Regions from separate parts of the Mus musculus genome. Here region 1 is linked to region 2. A link is a loop called in an ENCODE intact Hi-C map of the cell type or tissue named here. Cell type or tissue: heart. All regions are shown on one strand.

What was found. A loop is a pair of places that touch in the nucleus more often than their neighbours do. Peaks named below come from ENCODE experiments on the same cell type or tissue, not always from the same donor. Only the 100,000 strongest peaks of a DNase experiment are listed, where the experiment ranks them.
Region 1: it touches region 2 in a loop (4-fold over the local background); 3 of 42 quality-filtered maps call a loop at or near these places.

Annotation. Positions count from the first base shown.
Region 1 is chr4:21,846,568-21,849,067 of GRCm38, reverse strand. Pnisr (PNN interacting serine/arginine-rich) reads right to left here and starts at 1,020. Exons shown (of 11, transcript NM_001369189.1): 1 at 929-1,020. It overlaps 4930528A17Rik (RIKEN cDNA 4930528A17 gene), which reads left to right and starts at 620. Exons shown (of 1, transcript NR_028384.1): 1 at 620-2,500. In heart, a CTCF peak has its summit at 1,511 (motif pointing left); DNase peaks (open chromatin) are centred at 597, 1,077 and 1,417; H3K4me3 peaks cover 1,904 bases; H3K27ac peaks cover 1,408 bases.
Region 2 is chr4:21,775,094-21,777,593 of GRCm38, reverse strand. Usp45 (ubiquitin specific petidase 45) reads right to left here and starts at 1,324. Exons shown (of 18, transcript NM_152825.2): 1 at 1,277-1,324. In heart, no CTCF peak of the experiment used is centred here; a DNase peak (open chromatin) is centred at 1,343; H3K4me3 peaks cover 1,590 bases; H3K27ac peaks cover 1,163 bases.

The sequences.
Region 1 (2,500 bases), 71 kb before region 2:
TCTAGGGCTTGATGTGGTAGTGAATACATTTAATTCCAGCATTCATGAGCGAAGGCAGGAGTTCCAGGCCAGCCAGGATCATATAATGAGGCTCAAAAAAGTCCTTAAATATAAAGCTTACTTATGTTTTAAATTGTGTGTCTTAAGAATATCCGAGAACTCATTACGTCTCCCCTGATGCTTTAGAAAACCACCCCACAAATAAAGTCTTTACTGTTCTGGTTTGGTTTTAGCTGGATGTACTCAAAAAAAAAAAAAAATCCAAGATTGTTTTTGTTTTATCTAGGGTTAGGAAGAGAAAAGGTAAATGAAGTATTAAAGACTGCTAATTTAATCAAGCACAGTCAAAATTTGCTCAGTGCCCAGTTTTGTTAAGATGACACTATTATCCACAAAACTACGAAACAACTGAAATATAGGATACTACTTGTTTCCTCAGTGATGCTTAACACATAATACCCATCACTGGGTAAAAACACCAAAACTAAGCAACTAAATGATACTTGTCTAGGACGCAGCAGAAAGCGGTTGCGCCTGCGTAGTGCGAGTCGCAGAGTCGAAGTTCCAGATCCCGGCCCCCGCCGCCTCCGCCCCTCCACACTCCCTGCCCCTCAAGGGTTCCCACTGCGCACGCGCACTGCTTAACGGCCGCTCAGGCGCCCAACAATTAGTCCCTTGCCTTCTCAAAGGAAACTCTTAGTTCGAAGAATGGGTCGTGAGCCCTCTCCTTAGCCAAAGGCGGTTCCCTTCGGGCGACAGCGGCTCTCTCGCTCACTCTCTCGGGCGGACGCCGGAGCTTCTCCGGAATGAGGTTCTGGCGGTGGCGCCAAGCAGCGTACGCAGCCTGAGTCCCGCTCCGTTCGCCACACTGACCCAGAGGACTTTAGTCCTCCGGCAGGTCCCCCGGGGTAAACTGCTCGTCGCTTACCCGCTCCGGTTCCGGAATACCGCTGTCGCCACCGTTCCTGTAATTCTCTCCAACCTTTCGATGCTTCTACTTCTTCATGAACAAGACAAGATGGCGCCCGGTGGTTCTCACCCGGAAGTGAATGATAATAACATCCGCTTTTCGGCTGAAGTCACACTGATTCTCAGCCAGGCTTACGACCATGTGATCTTACCGACGGGACGAGTCCGCGCCATTTTTGTTGAGGGCAAACCCAACCCACCTCGAGTTGGACCCTCTTGTGTGTGAAGCCCGTGTCATACCCGACACATTTTCATTTGTACAGCCAGCACAAAGCCGAGCCTAACGTTCCGGTACAATGGACGGAATTTAGTAAACTTTAGGCAGGAGACCCTCGAAGAGCAAATGCGTTCTAAGAATCAGTTCCGCTTTGGGAAGGATGCTGAATCGCTTTGCCTCTTTCAGACTACGGAGAGGACCGCAAGTCAAACCCTGCCAACTTGGAACTCACTGTGCCAGGCCTGAGTCGCAGAGCCTGAGTTCTGGAAGCAGGGTGTTTGCTAGGTCTCCTTGTTCACCTCCTAGCATCGCGCCCCCTGGTGGGAACATTTACTCAGTTCAACTTCGCTCAGCTACTCTTTAAGGAAAAGTAACTGAGAAGCAGAGTTTCCACTGGTCCTTCCTTACCTAAACTCCAAGATGGCCTCCCGAAAGGAGGTAAAAGGTGTTTAGCGTGAACAATGTTCATATATCTAAAATGTCAACTTTCCAGACTAGGAGTTTAATTACAAAAGGAAACAAAAATTCTAAGAAACACAGCATTCTTAACCTAAATATTGGAAAATGACTTTCTTGAAATGTCAGTGTAACTAAAAAGAGTTATGAAGGAGAATTCCAGGAAAAAGTCTGTGTCTGCAAAGATTGATTGGAGCTTCAGTGATGTGGAGAGGTTGGAATTTTACAAGTCCAGAGGCTAATTACCCAATCTGGCCCTAGCTTTACCCACGAATTGCCAGTCTTTGCCAACCTCCCCATATTAGAGCTAAATCCTGTGACTAATAGATTAAAAACCTTTTAGAACTTTTAAAAAAATGATTTATTTATTTTTATTTTATGTGTATTGGTGTTTTGCCTGCGTGCATGTCTGTGTGAGGGTGTCAAATCACTTGTTGCTGGACTACAGATAGTTGTAAGCTGCCATGTGGGTACTAGGAATTGAACTCTGGTACCAGCGCTATTAACCACTGCCCCAGCCTTTGGAACTTTTTAACTTAGCTGACTCCCAGTTTCCACCAACCCAAGAGCTAAGAATGTTATCAGATAGCATCTGCAGCGATGTAAAAAGTGTCCCCATCTTGCTGTAGCTTCTGTGATGTACACACCAATGTATCTTAAGCCTGCCTTGGTTTATGACTGTCTGTTCTTTAAAAACTATAAAATGTCATGAAACCACTTCCGTGTTATAAAAGAAATTTGGCATAACTGTGTTCCTTGTGCCATGGACATTCAAATGTGGCTCCACAATAAACTCTCTTATTCCCTTTAATGTGAGAACTCTGTTTTTAGCACCCACACCATGCACTAAAAATCTAA
Region 2 (2,500 bases):
TATTTCATGGTACATTCTATGAACACTCAACCCGACTAGACTGGAAAAGGGTACTTTGCCCATAACTTCCATAAAGTCTCTCTCTTCAGGTGGGTAAGACAAGGACTAAGCAGCAACATGAATCTGGGTTCAGGGGAACCCATTAGAGACTTGGAGCACAGAAACTGTATGGTAACTGGTCATTTTGGCATGAAACATAATGCTGAGTATAGAACAATTACTACTACATCAGAACATGCCCAAACTCCAAGTTTTAAGATGCCAAACAAGGGCCAATGTTGCAGGCAGAGCCATCAAAGGACAGAAGTTTCAGGCCTGACTTCACCACAAACATGTTCTGGCTTTTTCTTTCTTTCTTTTTTTTTTTTTTTTTTGAGGTTTTGCAAACATCAAACGTTACAGCTTTCTTTTAAAACATAAATCTATTGATGTATTTTATATGTATGGCTGTGCACGTGTTTAGTGTTTCGATTTGCATTAGTGAGGTCAGAGTAGCTTCTCTCTTTCACCTCGTGGGTCCAGGAGATTGAACCATCAGGTTTGGCGACCTGCTGAGACGTCAACTTCAGCTTTTAATTTAAATATTATCTAGCACTTGCGTTACCTCTAACAAAGGATGTACGGCTAACGCAATTAATATCACACTTTTCAACTGGCTACAAGCTTCCCTTGTCAAATTGGTTTTTGTTTTGATTTTTTTTTAAGTTTTGGGCTGCTATTCTCCAGCGTGAGAAGAGGAAATGCAAACATCTTCCTTTTAGATACCCGGGCTCAAAACACTCAATTCTATGAACCTCTTACAAGCACTTTGAGATACGTCACTATCATCATCCTTAATTTACACTTGGAACTGGATAGAGGTAAAGTGACTTGCAGAAGTCCGGGAGCCGGACGTGGGCTCAGGTATAGGATCGACCCCTAACCTAATATTTGGCGTCGCCAAAAAGCTGTGTCTAGGCTCTTCGTCAGGCCATGAATGCACCCCAAGTTAGCAGAGCGGGATGTGCTGCGAGGGGAGACCCCGAGGGGACAAGCGGACGCTGCATGCCCGGGTCACCAAAAAGACGAGACTCGGCCTGGCTCCCTCCCCGACCCCGGCTCTTCCCCCCTGCCGCCAGCACTCGGCCCGGGAGGCCGCCTGGTGCCTTTGTGAATCTGGACGCGAGGGTAGGCTAGGAAACCTCTCTTTCTAGGCTGGTTGACGTACAGGAAGGTCTCGTCGCCCAAGCGAAGACACAGTGGTTACAGTGACCCCAAAGCCTGGGCCCCAACTCACCCCGCCCGCCGGGCCGCAGCTTCCACACGCAGGAGCTTCTGCGCCTGTGCAGAGGGGAACCCGGAGAAGGCGGGGCTTGGCGTCCTGGGCGGGGGCGAGGGCGGGGTCTGGTGTTCTGGGTGGGCCGAAGGCGGGACTTTGAGTCCAGACCCAGATCTGGGTTTTCCTTTGGCGGCTTGGAGGTTGGAGCATGGTGGAGGAGTGTAGATGGGATGAGGGGATGGCGCCCTGCAGCCAACTGATTACAGTGCCAGCCACGGGGCCTGGATGCAGGCGCTGGCTTTAGTGAGCTGCGTCCCACTTGCTGGGTGCCTTTTAAGACAGCTTCCCTTGTTCCATCACCCAACTCGGAACCTAAAGTCGCATCTGAGATTCACTCTATATGATTTTAACGTTTTATTTCACGTGGTTCTCACTTCTGAACTAGATTGTACATCACACCTGTAATTCTGCTCAATCCGATCATCTGTTACAACAATGTACACCTTGCTTTTGAGTAAAAACAGTTGGTTTGAAATTTTGTTGTGGGGCTGGAGAGATGACTCAGTGGTTAAGAACACTGACTACTCATCCTGAGATCCTCAGTTCAATTCCCAGCAACCACATGGTGTCTCAGAACCATCTGTAATGGGATCCGATACCCTCTTCCTGTTACAAAAAATAAAAAAATTTAAAAAACAAAAAATAATTTCTTGCAAGCACTAGTTGATGAGCCACAGTCTTTCACAAGGGACAAGTTGTGACCTAATGGATCGTGTGCTGGGGTTGGAGTTTAAAAGAGTTCAGTTAAGAACCAAAAGCTGACTGGGTTTGTTGTTGTGGTTTGTTGTTTCCACTTTTTTTTTTTTTTTTAACTTAAAAATCTAATTCATTTCCATGGGGAAACTTGGCAAAGGAGAGAACTCTTCCTTTATGTTGTTTATAGGAACCATTCATTAGACAAATGCAGTGGAATACAAGCATGCTGGTCAAGATACTAGGTATGGGGTACATAATTGTCTTTTAGAAGGTCATTTTCTTCCAGGGAAAAAAAGAAATGCTGCATCTGTAAGAACAGTTTGGGTTATGATATAATTCCAAAGTCTATATACAAATTTCAAATTTGTCTGTATAAATATCAAGTTTCATATGTTAGTATTGAATTTGAAATAGACTATGTAAAAGATGCAAAAATTTGCATCCTAAATTGTGTCAGGTTTTTGTTTTTTGTTTTTTTCTGGTTTT